Regions from separate parts of the Mus musculus genome. Here region 1 is linked to region 2. A link is a loop called in an ENCODE intact Hi-C map of the cell type or tissue named here. Cell type or tissue: left cerebral cortex. All regions are shown on one strand. Links, peaks and the distances in the headings refer to the core of each region. The heading gives the core; the rest is flanking DNA.

The links. Peaks named below come from ENCODE experiments on the same cell type or tissue, not always from the same donor. Only the 100,000 strongest peaks of a DNase experiment are listed, where the experiment ranks them.
Region 1: it touches region 2 in a loop (3-fold over the local background); 2 of 42 quality-filtered maps call a loop at or near these places.

What each region holds. Positions count from the first base shown.
Region 1 is chr15:96,635,045-96,643,698 of GRCm38, reverse strand. It overlaps Slc38a1 (solute carrier family 38, member 1), which reads left to right and starts at 786. Exons shown (of 16, transcript NM_001166458.1): 1 at 786-1,208. In left cerebral cortex, for the core only: no CTCF peak of the experiment used is centred there; DNase peaks (open chromatin) are centred at 2,847, 3,194, 3,844, 5,363 and 4 more places; H3K4me3 peaks cover 3,680 bases; H3K27ac peaks cover 2,356 bases.
Region 2 is chr15:96,457,712-96,466,365 of GRCm38, reverse strand. It overlaps Scaf11 (SR-related CTD-associated factor 11), which reads left to right and starts at 5,523. Exons shown (of 15, transcript NM_028148.2): 1 at 5,523-5,764. It overlaps Gm41408, which reads right to left. Exons shown (of 2, transcript XM_030248866.1): 2 at 3,120-6,322. The coding sequence ends at 5,457. In left cerebral cortex, for the core only: a CTCF peak has its summit at 5,359 (motif pointing left); DNase peaks (open chromatin) are centred at 4,785, 5,297 and 6,154; H3K4me3 peaks cover 2,590 bases; H3K27ac peaks cover 2,035 bases.

The sequences.
Region 1 (8,654 bases), core at 479-8,478, 180 kb before region 2:
TGCTTAAAGCAAATTTCGACCTCCAAATGTTAAGCGCTACTAGGGGTTAATCTTTATTATTATTATTATTATGGTTTTTTTTTTAACTGCTGGTTCTGCTTCTGTAAACAAGCTTGCAAGAGAACAGATTGAAGCTTTGTATTCTTTGCCTTTGTAAACCCTTGGCTGAGGTGTCTGGGTGCTACATTCGGAATTCCATCTCGGCGTCAGTGTCTGAATAAAATCCTCTTGGTTAAAATTTATTAGTGGTCAGGCTGATGAATCTCCGGCCGGACCCAAAACAGGAGCCATCCGGATGAGAGGGACTCAGGCTTCCACGCGGCAGACTCCGTGGTGGTGGTGGTCTCATTGGCTGGTGTGTAGGTGGGATTTCCTGTCGCCATTTTAAGGAGAAGCGACTGTGCCAGCCAGTCAGTTAAGGGGCTGCACTTCAGACAAAGAGTGGGGCAGGAGAAGTAACCCGAGGCGGATATGGCTTTCAGCCTGTTCCTTTTTCCAGGCCCAGCAAGGGTAGAGTCACGTGGCCGGGGCAGCAGGGCTATTGGTGCAGACCCCTTGGGTTATTGTCACACTCTGAGTCCCAAGGGGTCCCCAGAGCTGCTCTGGGGGGGGGGGGGGCGGGACTGTAGGTGTCCAGGTTTCCAAAGGTGTCCCCGCGCGTCCCGTAGTCCACCACCGCCCCTGGGTCGCGGGGCTACCCTCACGCTGCTCCCTTCCCACAATGCAACTCCGTTCGGTGAGGCCCTGGCGTACCCCAAGAGACGGCCCCCTGCCACCGCCTGGGCGAGTGAGCCGCTCCACCTCCAACCCCGAGGGTGCGGGTGCGGCAGCTGTGGCCCCAGCTGAGGCCCCGGGAGGGCGCAGGCAGGTGCCGGGAGGCCCGCAGCCTCCGTATGCTCGGGTACCACCAGCGCGTTGTTCGCGCATCCGCTCGCACTGCCCTTCCTGGATGCTCGGTGTCCGCCAGCCGCGGTCGCCTTGCGGTCTGGTAGCCCAGGGGGGAAGAGGAGCAAGAAGGCGCGGCGACCAGCGGCATGTGACCCGCACTGCTCTACCGCACACAGCTCAACTCCGCCGGCGCGCGGGCATGGAGGGATGATGGTCTGAAAGGCCGCGCTCCCGTCCCCAAACTGCCGAAGAGAAAGGGCGACGCGCCTCGCAGGAGCCAATGAGTCAGGTTGGAGCCCCTCCGCGCCGGGCGTGTGAATGTAAGTGCTGGCGGGCAGAGTGTGGGTGGGGGGAAACTGATGCAACCAGCCCTGGGAGGAGGAGGAGGAGGAGGAGGAGGAGGAGGAGGAGGAGGAGGAGGAGGAGGAGGAGGAGGAGGAGGTGGTGGTGGAAAAGGAGGAGGAGGAGGAGAGCTGTGGCCACGCCACTCTTCCTGAAGGTCGCCGGTAACCCGGCCTTTTACCTTCCTCCGAAACCCGCCACGCGGATCCTCCCCGCCCAGTCTTACAGACCTGGGGCCACCTTTCCCTAGCTAGTCCTTGACACAAAAAAGGACATCTAACTGCCGGGGACGGCCTGGAAGGGCGGACACTTTGGTGGCGCCTTTCCCTTTATTTCTCGAGGTAAGGTGCTTTTGGAGGGCAGAGGGAGCGGCGACTTGGAGGGAAGGGGAGTTTGAACAGGAAGGGAAGGAGGTAACTCAGACAGCCTCCATGTCTCGTGGACACGGGCAGAGCGTCGCGGCGCCTTTCTAGAAGGCAGGAGTCCGGTGCCCTTCCCTGAACGCAGGGACTCCAGATACCGCCGTGGCGTACAGTACCTTACTTTGTAGACCTGGTTTTATGGTGATGGAGTGTGCCACCAGATCTGGTGTCACTTTCGCGAATTAGGAACCAAGCATGCGATGTAAGGGGCATAAGGTACACCGAGGAGTGAATCAGTCTGCATCTTGGGACTGGCCGGCAGCGGAGCCTCGGAGACCGGCTCCCCAGCGCGGTAAACAGGTGCACGTTGGCTGCACCTCCACGGGCTCGGCCCCTGTCTCCGTTCCGGTTAGTGGGATGATGCTGGCAGTGACTCACTTTCCTCTCCCTCTCTGGAGGCTCTCTCCCGAATGAAGAGCCAGTGATAGGCTACTTCCTCTAGAGCCTGGTCCGGTGGGGCGGGAGAACAAAAGGCCACTGCTTGCGCAGGACCCTTGCGCCCTGGTCTCCCCTCCCCCGCACCTGGCCCCAAACGTTGCGGCAAAACGCTTATAAACTGGTCCGCTCCACGCGAGGAGGAAAACGCGCGGAGATCTCTTGTAGCCCGTCTTCATCTCTCCCAACCCCCGCGACAGCCCGGCTCCGGGTGCGGGACTGCTCCGCACCCTCGCGAACAGCGCGCGGATCCCGGTGCATCGCCCGCCGCTGGGTTTCGGCCCAACTGTGCTCGCACTAGACTCGAGTGCATATGGCGGCAAAAGGAATTTCGCGGTAAGCGCGTCACGCCGCGAACTGCCTTTCACAAGCTGCCTCGGGCCGAGGAAGGTGGCGCTTACTCCAGCCCTTTGTGTCTCGCTCTGCGGCGTGGACCCGGGTTCTCACCAGCCTGTTCCATCGGTGGGAAGCACACTGGCTTGGGGATCGCGTACTTGTCTCAGACGTTTAGACGGTGTCGTACGTGGAAGAGAGGAAAGGACCCACTGCTAGAAAACGGTACGCGTTTGCAAGATTTAACACCTCCGCGGTTTTTTGTTTTTTGTAACTTAAAAAGAATACAATGGAGTGTGTGTGTGTGGGGGGGGGGCGGTAATTGTATGGTTTGCAAAACGCGGGTCTAGCAAGGCTGTAATTTGTCACCTTGATACAAGAAACAGTGCTGCAACTCGTGCTTTTTCTGACGTCAGAAGGACAACGGAAATAAAACCTGAGCTGGCTGGCCTCATTGTCAAATAACTCACCCTATAGGAAACTGGCAAGTCCCGCCACTGCACGGGTCTGGTATGGCCGCCTAACCTCTGTCTTAAAATGACTTAAATGACTCTGCTGTTGGGTTACTTAGTTCTCAGTGAGTGGCTGAAAGCAACGGAAATGCGGCCTAGTTTGATTGCGGTTTTGATCTTAATAGGGATTTTTTTTTTTTTTTTAAAGAACAGGTGTTGAATAATTAGGGATGCTGTGTAGCAGGCAGCAACTAATCAGATCAAGTTCCGGCTCCTGTGTAATGTCCATTTCAACAGGAAACAGACTATGGATGAACGCAAACAGAAATGCCAGGTGTTCAGGTTGGGAAGACATGAGACAGAGTCATGTGAACCTGGAGGATCCTTGTGATAGGCGACCCATTAGGAGAGGTTGTGTGAGGGGTGGCGTGTCTTCCTTTCTTAATGAGGAGAAATAATTGTCTATGGGAGTAATTAGGGGGAGATTTTCAGAAGAAATAGTGCTTACTGCACCCTGGGCTGCCTGTAATCCAGCAGATACGTTAAGTAGATTGAAAGGTACTTTCCAGTCTTTAAAGTTTTTTGCTGCTTCTGAACATTTTTTACCTTGTTTCATGGACTGAGGGTTACACTGAGAAAGCAGCGGACTTAAGAGGCCTGGCATCTGCTACCATGTCCACTATTTTTTTTTTTTTTTTTTTTTGGTCCTCTAATGCCAGGGATATGGGAATTGCTTAATAAATTCTTGCTGGATTGTGACCTTGGCAAGGTAGCTCGCCCAACCCCTTTCTGAGGGGCAACTCTTTTCTCTGTTCCATGATTGGTCCTCTTCCCTCACGGTTGAAACACTGCAGTCTGTCTGCTCTGCTTTTCTCGCTTACCATGGCCTCTCCTTTTGAGCAATGGTAGGGCATTGAAAATGTCCCTTGTTTGTCCTTTTGTCTGCGTCCCCAAATGTGCAAACCCATCAGGTGGATTGTTGAGAATCAGGAGCTATGGGCTGGGAAGTCCCTTGAAGTGTCTACGGATGTGGGAGGCAGATGCAAGCGTGCCAGGGAGTCAGCTTAGGTGGTGTCATAGCCGCTCAGTCTTTCTCTTCTAGGCTAAACGCGGCTCCTGTAGCTCAGCCTGGGCACTTCCACAAGTTTAACATTGTATCCTGATTTTAAAACAGTCCATGTTTTGTAAGGTCCTCACTCCGCACTGAGTTCCCACTTGCTTAGAAATAGCCCGGATTCTTTTCTCATTTATGGCGAATCCTCACCTCTTTCTCTCTCTCCCAAGTGACATTGTCTTTCTCCCAGGACACACTGCAAATTCCCCTTGGTCCCAGGTATTTTTCTGCCCCAGTGGCTATGTGGCTTCCAGAGTAGAATGCCTACTGAAATCTTGTATTTTGTGACAACCTGGTCAGGGTGCTATTTTTCTGGTTCTTACAAGTGCTTAGTGACCACCTTCCTTTTTATACAGTTTTTTTCCCCCACTCTGGGTGCCACACCAGGTGGTGGAGCAGAGATGGTAAGGCCTCGCCGTTAGCTCAGATCTGCATACCAGGCTGCGACTTAATGGCCTTGGGAACTTGCAGCAAATTGTTGAATGTCTCTGAGCTTCAGAATTTCATTTATCAAATGAGAACAACACCCATGGTGGTTATTAAGTTATTCCAGAGATTTCATTAAGATGGCGGTTGATGTAAGGTATTCACTCTCATCTGTACAATTTGATGGCTTGGTTACTGGTTTTCTGCCAATCATGGGTTTCCAGCTACTCCTAAATGGCAGAGGAGTTTAGATTCATAGAAGCCCGTGTGGCAATGGGGAGTGGGGTTGGAGAGACTCACTTCCAGAGAGGTTGCCTAAAACCGTGGGCAACTCAGGGGACAGGTTGAGGCCTCACTGTCTCCATCCACAGTTGTGCAATGAGAACCATCTGGGAGACTCTTTGAACAAGTCAGGGCTATTTGGGACATTGCCATCCAAGATCACTGCCAAGGACAGGCTTGGAAAAGGGTTGTTTGTTTGTTTGTTTGTTTGTTTGAAGTGTTTCTCAGCCTGGCTCCACAGCAGACTCAACCTGTGCCTTTGGAAATCTACTAATTTACAGATTCCATCTCCAAAGATTCAGGCAGAGCAGACAAGAGAATGAAAAGAAAGCAAAAAAAAAAAAAAAAAAAAAAACAAAACAAAAAAAAAAACCAAGCAAACAAAACCGTACCGGGTGATTCTGTAGTAGTTTAGACTTAAAAGCAAAGCCCACAAACCGAGCATCAGCTTAAATGAGGATGTCTACGGGTTGCCTGGTGACATCTTAGCCACGTGAGGCTGTGAGCTTCACTGACTTTTCCCTTCGATTTTACTAACCATCCAGCTGGTGACATCATGGGGCCCTAGCCTCAGGTTACAACGTGTGGCCTGTATTTTCCCAGGCTGGGAGGCCCTTCCAGTGAGACAGCCAGATCACGAGAAGAAATAACGTGAGGATCTCAGTTTCCATCTCTGGCAATGACGAAGGAGGCTGTAAAGGAAAAGGGACCGGATAGGCTGTGGCCTGAGGAGGGAGGAAGAAAGGGGCTGATGGGAGGGGGCGGAGCTGAGGAAAAGGAGCCTTAAGTTGTCATAGTTCCTGTTGTGAGTGCAGACTGGTGAGCAAGGCCTGAGTAAGCTTATGGGGATATTTTGTGTGAGTTACATTTTTCCTTTTAAGATTATTTGGAGTTAATTTCTGGATAAAAATTAGGATGTCACTTCACATACGGATTTCCAGCGCTCCTTACAAAATGTCGGTGGGTGTGGTAGCGCATGCCTTTAGTCCCAGGACTCTAGAGGAAGAAACAGGAGGATCTCTGTCAAGCCTGGCCTATAGAGTGGGTCTATAGGGAACAAGCCAAGGCTACGCTGTAAGACCCTATTTCAAACGAAACAAAACCCTAAAGATTGGCTTGTTCCTTTTGCTGGTTGGAGGGACCTGACTAAATCCTGTCTTCTCCAGTTCTGTGAGCCTGCGCTGTGTTGCTAATCTGTCTAGCCTGCCCGGACACACGAGCTGTCCTTGATCTTGCCTTTACTCTCAATCTGTAGGACCTTAAGGCTGGCTCTCCATTAGGCTCCTCCGGAGAGCATTTAAGGTATGCACAGTTGGGTTATGTCCTAGACCCATGGTGTCAGAGGTCACTCTTTATGTCCGATTTTCTTCTTTAAGTTTCCTGGTCTGTTCCCATGTCCAGCTAGATTGGCAGGAACTGGCCTTGAGTCGGCTGTTGAGATGTATCCATGGGCTCCTCTGCTTGGTAAAAGTTGACCTGTAAGCAGACAGACCAGCCAGAGGGGGTGAGACCTGGGAGAGAGCTTGAGAGAACATCTGCCCATTCAACCCCCAGAGACCCAGATAGGGAATTGTTCCATTTCTGCGTCATCAAGTGACCTTTGAATGATAATGTGTCTTTGGGACTTATTTCTCTCTTCAGATTGAGGTACTTGAAGGTCTTCTTGTTAAAAAGACCTCATTTTTATATGCCACTTTAGGGGGCTGTTAGCCCCTACGTTAGTGATTTTCCTATGGCATTTCCTTGGGACTTGGCTGTCAGCTCAACCCGGGGTTAACTACAGTGTAACTACTGCCCACTGCTTTTAGTAGAAGATTGGTCTTTGATCACGAATATCAATGTAACTAGATGCGCATATGCAGAGAATTGTGCTTTTCGTTAGAGCGTCCATAGTTGCTTTTGACTGCTTATATTTGTTGTGATTCTAGAAATCCACTCTCAGTTACTGAGAGTTTTATTTGTATTAGGAGTCATATCAATGGATGCTCAGTAAACTCCAAATGTTGATCTTTATTATTATTTTACAGTAGTATAGAATCTGTTCTCTTACATAGATTATATGTTGACTTGACTTTTGACTTTCTATCTCAAAGAAGTCGATGTCATGTTGGAACATGTAAATACAGATATTCATATACCTGGACATATTGAAAGCAGAACCTTGGTTGATATGTAGAGACTTGAACAGTCGTAGTATGCAACAGGCAGGATAAGGTGCAGTGTAATGTAATCTGCTCTATAATTCAGTGACTAGTCGACATGCCCCCAGTGACTGCTGGTGTGTGTGTTCCTCTTTCTTTTCTTTTTTGGTTTTTCGAGACAGTGTTTTTCTCTGTATAGCCCTGGCTGTCCTGGAAGTCCTGTAGACCAGGCTGGTCTCGAACTCAGAAATCTGCCTGCCTCTGCCTCCCAAGTGCTGGGATTAAAGGCATGTGCCACCACGCCCAGCTGGCCAGTGTGTGTTCTTAATGAGCTTTCTTTGCCACTGGGTTTCCACCCCATCAGCAATGCTGACATTTTGAGCCAGATCTCATCTGCCTTTGCCATGCCGGTTTAACGCCATTCCAGCCAGGCCTGCTGGAGGCCTAGAGTGACCCCTCATATGTGTAGCCAGGAATGTCTCCAGACTTTGCCAAATATCTCCTGATGGGCAAAACTCCTCCCTGATGAGACAGACAGCTTTGGTCCCTGCCTTCTCTGGATTTTAGAAGCCACACGGAGAATCTTAAGCATTCCGGGGGCATTCTGGGCGCGGTGGCAGGATATGATGAAAATACCTTCCCCGAAGCTGTGCTTTCAGATGGATTTTTCAAACTCGCCTCATCCAGATTCATCCCAAAGGAAATTATGTGCAGGTTCATGAAGGTGGACAGGGCTGTCTGCTACTCACAGTCTCCATTTTTATGTCTCTCTTCTGAAGAAATTGTATGGGTGCGGATCACTGTGTGTCCGCAGACTTCGCTTTAAAAAGACTTCCACCATCTCCAGTGTTAAGGCGTGTCTACTAGGCTGTGTGCCTATGAGGTCTGTGTTACCTTGATACCGCTCCCCCAGAAAACTGAAATTGCGAAAACAGACAGCAAAACAATTAAAAAAAAAAAACCTCAAAAACAAACAAAAACCATCATCATTAGAATATCTGAATCCTTGATCCAAGCCAGTGAGTAATCTGCATAGCAGGTATGTCTGAGTCCTTCCAGGGTCCTGAGTTCAATTCCCAGCCACCACATGGTGGCTCACAACCCTCTAATGGCATCTGACGCCTTCTTAAGGTGTGTCTGAAGACAGTTACAGCATACTCATATACATAGAATAAATAAATAAGTCTTTAAAAAAGAAAAGAAAGCAAGGACCTATTCCAGTTTGCACAGGGGGGATAGGAAGTCGGGAGGGTATGGACAGGACCTAACAGGGGCAACCTGGGAGCAAGCAGACCATGCAGCAGGAGTGTGCAGAGTTCCGCAGGTGGGGAGGTGGGGAGGGATGCGGCTGTAAGCGATTCACACTTAGGATCAAGGAATCACTCTGTACATATTTGGAAGAGATAGACGCAAGGCAAACGTTTTCCAGAAGGATCCTTTTCTGCAGTTGGGAGAAGGTGGCCTGGCAGAGTTAGGGCTGTGAGCTGTAAAGGAGGGAGGGAAAGGATCGAAAGGATCAGCCTTTAGGAAGGGAAACAGGCAGGCCATGGTGGCGGATCCAGGGGGTTGCTTTAAAGTGATACCCAGATTGGAAGTTCAGCTTCCAGTCTGCAGTGATGACCGTGGCAAATAGCCAAGCAAATAGCCAAATAAACGGGTCTAGCAAGCCGCCAGAGACCTAAAGAATTTATGGAAATTTCTAAACCGGAAGGAGCGGCTAGATCTCCTCTCCTCCCTCCCGACTCTTTCTATAGATAAAACAAACCCATACAAAACCTTGTTTTGTGCCGAGGGACACGATCATGATCAAGTAGAGTTC
Region 2 (8,654 bases), core at 544-8,543:
GGTCCCACCACTGATAGAGTGGTGATACATGGGAGGTCGTGGTGCTAAGACTAAGTTGCTGTCCAGTGCTCAGCCTTAAGCAGGACCATAAGCCATATCACCCCCTCCATGGTTTAGTGAACACTGTGGATGCAGGGGCAGAAAGAATGTAAGTGCTAGGTGTTCACATACGCACATGGTACGCATGAATTCCCAACAGCTATGGTTGCTCGCATAGATCCTGCACAAGACTGAGCTTTGAGAAGCGAATGGCGGTGGGAGGCTACTGGAAAAGAGAAAGCCATTGTCTTCAGTGATGTAATCACTAGCGAGAGGATTAGCTTTGTGGAGAACATTAAACCTATGTCCATGCGAATGGCCCTGTTTAAACCCAGTGGGTCACAAAGAGAAAAACAAAACAAAACAAAACAAAACAAAAAACGCCGTGAAGTGGGGTAGGGGCTTGGAAACAGGAGGTGAGGGACAATGCAAGTCCAGCAGGAGTGATAATCGTGACCAGAATGTGTTCTACACATGCATCAAAATGTTTAATAAATTAAAAAATAACACACAAACAGGCCAACTATCATCTCTCTTGCTCCTGTGAGACTGTAGACCAGGTGTAGTGTCTGCAGTCGCAGATACCGTGACTAGGAGTGACTTAAGTCACTGTCAGGCTCCCTTAGGTAAATATTTTTATAAACTTATGGAAAGAAAGGACTTTGAGACATGACTTGGTATTATTTCCGTTACATTTCTTTCCCAGATTCGCAGAAAAATGAAACTCTGGATCACGGGACTTGTCTGAGTGGGGCCAAACAGCCCAGGCATCTTCTGCCGTAACAGGATGCTATCCTTAAACTCCTTCCCTCGGAGTTCAGTTTTTATGTGTTACAATGTCTCAATCCTCAGATCCTGCACAAGTGCTGTCTTGTCTCTAAACAGTGGAGGCCGGGCAGACTGCATGTAGACATTTTCGTGGAAGGGGATTTCATTCAGGACGTTTTGTCCTGGAAGAGGTTTATCTGAGGGCTATTCTGAGAATGAAGTAGCTGGAGGATGCAAAGCCTTGGAAATCTTATCATTAACTGGACACAGAGGTGGACTTCTCCGGCACATGGTCACGTGACCTGTCTGCCACGCCCTGAGGTGGAAGCACAGTTAACTTAATTACGGCATCCAGAGCCACAGTTGGGTAGCCGTGAAATCTGATGGGCAGAAGCTTCCGTTAGGCAGCCGTGGAGAACACTGGCCTGCTGAGATGGAATTCTGGGAAGGACCCAGCGCTTCAAGGGACACATTAGGGTGGATGGGAGGCAATGTTTAACATGGACTGCAATGACGAACTGCCTCTCTAGGTGAGTGACTATGCAAACTTGGCAAATGGACTGGATGACCAAGGTAGTTTTGTGGAGGCGTCATCAAATCTCTCTTGCATTATCTAGAGCATCTATATCTCCTGGAGTGTGGAAAAGATGATTAAAATTTGTCTAGTTGAGAAAGAAATCAATGACCAATGCTGAAAAACTTTGCCTCTGAGGACAGAAGTATCTGCCTGCAGCCAAGATTTCCTTCCCACACCAAACTCGCTGTCTGTAGTTCAGTAGTCTGTCACTACCAGTGGAGCATTGGTTGTTACATCCTCAGGGTAACCAAGACATTTGACGTAGCAAACTGGCCTTGCTCGCCTTTGAAGGTGTCTCTGCCCTGCTGTTTGACAACTGTTAGCGATAAACCCAGTTATAGCCAGCCTCTGCCAGAGGGTGTGACATCAAGGAGAGTACAGCTTTTTGTGGGAAGCCACATGTGCCGTTGCAGAGTGGCACTGACTACTGCTGGCCACCACGCATAAGTTTGGACAAACAACCAATGTGTACATATGCAGTAAAGTTTTTTGCAAAGACACTGCCTGGCCCGGGCATGATAATGAGGCTTTGAGAGTATAACCAATCAGATGTGAGACATGCAAATGAGGTATGATAATGAGGCTCTGTGAGGTACAGAGAGAGAGAGTAGCTAATCAGATGAGGAACATGCAAATGAGGCATAGTGCATAACCAATCCGGGTGTGAGACAAGCCTCTCCTAGGCCTATATAAACAGCATCAGTTCTGGGCTCGGGGTCTTTTCGCCTCTGCAATCAAGCTCTCCCAATAAACGTGTGCAGAAGGATCCTGTTGCAGCGTCGTTCTTGCTGGTCAAGTCTGGCGCGCGCAAGAGCTTTTCTCGAAGGTGATGGACCTTGGACAGGTGGTAACATGGGTAAAATGATACGGGCTTGATCACGTCAGCAGTGGTCGGCCACAGTATTTGTTCGGTGAGAACAGCTGATGCCAAGATTGAACAGCACTGAATTTGGTGCTAGGGCTGCGGGGTTCTGGTGTCACCCACGCGGATGGCAATTTACCACGTGATTCAAAGTTCACAGCTAGGGTATTATTGCAGAGTGTACAATCATTTATGTGTACTTCCCAGTGGCTGGGGCTGGAGCTAGGAGGGCTTGCTTTATTGACTTACAATGCAGAATGCTAACCCCTGTGCACACCAATGCGGGCACACCACTGACTCTGTCTGTATTTGGTTACGCTGATTAGTGTTAAGAGACTGTATCTGGAGGTTCATCTTTCTTGAGTGGAATATTGGTTTTAATAAAGCTATATTATTTTGTGAAAGTTCCTGTAACTTTTCCTTATAGCATTTAGTTTCCATTCGTTATATGGACATTGCATATTTGACCACATTTTGTCCATGAGTCTTAACTGCATACCTTTTGAATTTGTAAATTTTTATTGACATAAACACACTATACAGATTAAATTGAAAACCTCCTGTTATATAAAAATCGAAGATAAAACACGGGGTTATTTGTTTAAAACTGCCAAGGGGTTAAGTAACCCAAGGTCTTTATTCCATGATTTCTTTTTTCTTCTTCTCTTAATGTGAATTTTGTTTTGTGTTACATTCATAAAAGACAGATTATAGCAATTATTTCTGATGAACCCATAAAAATGTATACATTGACCGATCACCTTTCATTTTCAAAGCTGCTGCTATGGGTTTGTTTGTTTGTTTTTGGTTTTTCAATGCTATGGGTTTCTATCACACTGTGAAAGGATGGTTGCCCGAGAAACTGCAACACAATTGAGAATTTCAATGAAGGTATTTTTATGTGCACCATTTGTAGATCTTAGCAAATCTCTTTTGGGGGGGAGGGGGAGGGAGACTGGAGAGATAGTTCAGGTCAGTTATTAGCATTTCTCTTCCAGATGAGCTAGGTTTGAGTATCAGCAACAACAACCTGGTTCATAACTCCACCTGGAAGTCCAGCCCCAGACACCTTGTCTTCCTCTTCTGGCCTCCATGGGCACTGCAAGAATGTGGTGCAGACATACATGTAAGCAAAATACCCATATACATAAAAAATAAACTAAAATGCTCTCTGTATGTACATGTTTGTTCATGGGGTACTTCTCTGTTGTGGTGTACTCGTGAAAGTGTGTGTCCCACAGTGCACAAGTGGGGTCAGAGGACAACCTTGGGTATCAATTCTTGCCTTCTACACTCTACAGGTAGGGTCTGTTGTCTCTGACAGCAGGCTAGCTTCAGAGGTCTCTCCTGTTGTCTCTCCGTGAAAGCCCTGGAATTACGGATGCCTGCTATGGTGCCCAACTTTCTGTGGGTTCTGGGGAGTCAACCTCAGGTCCTCATGCTTGTGTGGTAAGCACTTAATGAGCCACCTCCCTAGCCCTCACTTGTTTATGATTATAAATGAGTCTAAAGTATTAACAGGTATGCCATCGACATTATCCATCTGTTTTATATTTACCCTCTCTGATAAATTTAAAAAAAAAAAAAGGAAACAAAACACATTCTTATCATGCAAACACAGTAAAGAGGAGAACACCATATATAGAAATAGGCAGGGTCTCTCTCTTGGGGAACAAGAAACAGCCTATATTACAATGCACCTTCGTTTCTGTTAGGTAAGTATTGTGTGTGTGGAGGGGGAGGTGGATGGGGGCGGGAGGTGGTCAAAGGGCAGTTAGGCAGGAGGAGCCTTTTCTCGTGCTCTGTTACCCAGCACGATGGCTACAGAGTGAATTTTAAATGTTGCGAACACAAAAGGTAGAGCAATAAATTTGAAGTAGGAGATGTGGAGTTTGAGGATCGGTCTGCACAGTGAGACTCTGCATTAAAAACAAAATAAAATACATACAAAAGAATATCACATCTTCACCGGGAATTGCTCTTACTGATAAAATTCTCTAGGGTGAATTCTGGACCCCGAGTGTACACAGGAAAGCTAAACTTTATCTCTGCAGGATGGTTAACAGTGCCTTTGACTTGATTCTGTCACACAACAGTTTCAACAGGTTTTTAGGTTTTCTTAATCACCAGCTTCATTCGTCGTCATTACAAGAGAAAGGTCCCTCAGAAAGTCTTGTTTCATCAGAACAAAGTATTTTAACACCTCTAAATCACTGCGAAATACTTGCACACAGGAACACCACATTTCCAAACCTATGAAGATAGCTCACTGACACTGGGAGAGACAAGGCTGCCATTCATTGCATTCCTAAGCGGTTATTTACCCAGTCCCTTGCTGGTGCTCGGCTCTGTGAAGAGCTTAACGAGACATCATCCCAAACTTCGGTGTGACGTGACGGGCACTGAACAGCCAAGTAGCACAGGATGAAGATGCCAGGGAAGCGACAGGATCAGAGAGGAGGGCAGGGGACGCTGCTGGGCTGGAGGTAGGGAGGGAACAGCCTGGGTTGGGGTGGCCAGGCGACAGCGTGGATTGCAAGAGGACAACTAGGAAAAGCTAGAGCGTGGAGCAGGGGGTGAAAAAGCCAGCGCCTGACGAAAAGCCTGTAAAGACACCTCCGAGGTGAAACAAAAGATCCGAGGGCGCTGCAGGGCAGGAGGACATCGCAGAGTGACTGAAAGTGGAAGCACTTAAAGCCAGCCAGGCTCGGCTAGCCTCGGGGACGCGGGCTTAGGGCGTGGGAGTGTGTCCCGGGCTGGCAGGCCGCCGCGCACGTGCAGCGGGCGGAGTACTTCATCCGTGCCAACTACGCACGAGTTCTTCTCGGGACTGCAGTCTCTCCAAAACATCTTTATTGTCGCCCACGGAGCCTGCCAGGAAAGGCCACGACCAGAGAGAGCGCGGCCAGGGCGCAGGGGCGGGGGTGGGGATGAGGGGGAAAGGGGTGGAGCGAGGACTGAGCACGGCGCGTGCGCGTAGCGCTCCGAGCGGCAAGAGGGCGGGGCAAGAAGAATGTTTCCCAGAAGCCCCGGCCACTCGCAGACGCCGGAGCTCCCGCTCTCCAGCCGGGCGGCGTGCCCCGCCCACCACGTCCGTCCGTCCGTCGCGGCTCGCGGGCGCCCCCTGGAGGTCCGGGGGAGTACGGCAGCGCCCGCGAGCAGGTAGCGTGCGGCGGGTCCAGCCGCCCGCCCGCCCGCCCGCCCGCGTCGTCACCACAGTGCGCCGACCTGTGGCGGCGCGGCTGAGCCCCGCGGAAGGAGGGAGGGAGAAAGGGAGGGAGCCGCCAGACACGGCGGGGGAGGGGAGCGGCGGTGGCGCAAGCGGCGCGGAGCTAGCGCCGCCTGCCCGGGTCTCCTGCTGCGTGGCTGCCTGCGTGCTCCCGACCCGGCCGTCCGAGCCAGCCCGCGGGCCGCGCGCGCTTCCGAGCGGCCGGAGGAGTCCATGGTGCAGAACTTAGCGGCGGACTGACGGAGACCGGGCCTCCTGCGCCGGCGCGGCCGCGGGACCTCGGCCTCAGGTAAACACGGCGGGCCGGAGAGAGCGGACGAGGCGCCCCGGGGCGCAGCGCAGCGCGGCGCGGCGGGGGCGCGGGCCGGGCGGGCGGGCAAAGTTTGGGGCTCGCGCGCGGCTCGGGCGGTGTCTTTCGCTGCGAGCAAAGTTGGGAGCCGCGGCCCCGGGCGGCGCGGGGCGGAGGTCCAGTTTGGGCGCGCGCGGGGCCTAGGAGCAGAGCGGGGCGGCGCGGGCTGCGGGGCCTCGGCCGAGGCAGGAAGGGGCTCCAGGCCCGGCCCGCAGCTCCCCCACCCGCAGTGGGAACGTGTCGGCCGTGCTTCCGGGCGCTCCCAGGCTGGCCCGCTTTCCCGTGGAGTTCGCGTTCGTCCCCGAGCCTCCGGGTCCCGCTTGTGAAACCAAACTTCACTAGGCTGTGACCTCCCCGGCGCCTGAACGAGGAAGCGCTGGCCGGCGCCTGGCCTCGGCCTCTCCCTCCCTCCCTCGGCGGCCGCCTCCCCACCCCCGCCGTCGTTTTTAAAACCCGCTGCCCGGGCTGCCCGCGGTCCAACCGGCCGGGAGATCGAAACTCAGCCCCGCTCAACCCCGCCTTAGAGCCGGGGACTGAGTACCGATTAGAAGATTGGCCAATGCACGCTCGTCTTCCGCACGGATCTCGAAGAATTTAATTTAAAAGACACCTGGTTGCAATTGAGGGCAACAGTCCCAGATTGAAATGGTGACCTACACTCCCCATGCGTTGATCTGTACAGTATCGTATTCCGGTAGTCCGGCTAATCATCTGCGTGTGTGAGGTAGTAAACAATACAGAATGCAAGTTTTACATGCTGATCGTACTACGTAAAACCGCGGCTGCTTCTCATTCATTTTGGATTACATTTTGGCTACCATCCTTATATACTAGCAGCGAACTAACGAAAACTGACGAGAAAGTTTTTTAGTATGCCTTGACTAAGATATGGTAGTATTCAAATTTCCCCCAGTTTGGGCAGTTTTCTCTGAATTTTGGGGAAAGTATATCAATAAGTACGTTTTTTTTCATTTTTCAAGGAAAAGATAACTCATGTATGATTTATTTGCCGCAGCCCCACAACAGTGAAGGCAATAGATTCTTAGCCCTTTCATTTAACCGGTATTTTTAATAAAATTTTATTGGGTAATTCTGTCTCTCCACACCATGTTTCCACCCCCACCTCCCCCTCTGCTTTGGCACTTGGCTTAACCATTTTATTATTATTTAAAACAGAAGGAAAAAGTAGTTTTCTTGTTGTTATTGTTGGTTTATTTTTTATTTTTTGCCCAAATAGACAAAAAAGAAAAATTGAAAATATCTTTAGATATGAATTAATTTGCGTTTTGTTTATGCAGTCATTTTTTTCTTCTTCTTCTTCTTCATTGTTTATCAAGACAGGGTTTCTCTGTGTAGCCCTATCCATCCTGGATCCGCTCTGTAGATCAGGCTGGCCTCAGACTCAGAAATCCGCCTGCCTCTGCCTCTAGAGTGTTGGGATTAAAGGTGTGTGCCACCATTGCCCCTCTTGTGGTCAGAGTTTCAAAGATTAGCAGTTCCTACTGTAGCTTCACTTTAGCTAATAGTTTTTTCTTTGCCCTTCTGTAAATATACTGCAAAGGCAGCCTTCAACATGACAAAGGAGAAAAATACAAAAGAAAGTGTAAATTACTTAATTTTTAAGAGAAAACTTTTAAGAGTTTTCTTCCTGGAAGTCCCTCACGTGGTTCTGGGCCTTCTATTGGGTATTCCCAATTTTCCCATCTTCCTGGAGCACGGATAGTTTACGAGCGGTTTTCATGAAAACTTACCTAACCTGCTGTCATCCCTGACATATACCTTTAGTAATGAAGTATAATGGTAACTACCCATCAGCCTGCACATTTTAGGTACTTTAATGCAAGATAGTTGTAAACCACCATTCTAAGAGGGCAGTGTGCCTCAAAGTAACACAAGCTAGTTATAAAATAATGTGCACTGTGCTTCCCAGCTTCTGCTCTTGTCTTTTAGGGATGTAAGTGGTGTTTTGTCTTACCTTGTCTACTGAAAAACAGATGAGGTGTAGAACAGGCTGGCCTCGAACTCAGAAGTCCACCTGCCTCTGCCTCCCAAGTTCTGGAATCAAAGGTGTGCACCACCGCTGCCAGGCCAGATGAGTTTTATACATCAGATAGCTCATGGTGGCCTTGAACTTGTGATCCTCCTGCCTCTGTCTCGCAAGTGCTGGGAATTACAGTTGTACTAGCTTTAAAACCCAGGTCATTTGTTTTTTAAACATTTACCTTGTTTATTTACTTATATTTATCCTTGGAGGCCAGAAAAAGGTGTGTGATCTCCTGGAGCTAGAGTAGCCGACAGTTGTGAACCACGAGACGTAGGTATTGGGAACTGAGTCCTGATTTTCTCAAAGAGCAGCAAGTGTTCTTAACTGCTGAGCCATCTTTCTAGTCTCCAAACCCAAATTCTTAAAATTCTGTTCCTCACCTTGCACTTTGTTTCACATCTGGGCAGTGGTGACTGTAGTAAGCGGAAGAGTCTAGAGGTAAAATAGCCAGTACCATGGTCTAGTAGTAGGGGCTTTTGTGGGCCTGAGATGGTTCACTGGGTAAAGGCCACCTGAGCGTCCAATCTCTGGAACTCATACAAAGATGGAAGTTGTTCTCTGGCCTCAGTATGTGTGCCATGTTGTACACCCCTACCCCTAGCACAATAGTAATACATTAATTGAAAAATATATTTTGAATTTTATTCCTAAGAATTACCTTTGACTTGTCCCTTTTTAGAAATTAAAGTTATGACACAATAAAATTTCAGTGTGAGAATTTTAAAACACCATCCTCTCTTGCTTGGAAAATAACTTCCTAATAAGACAAACATGACAACACCATTT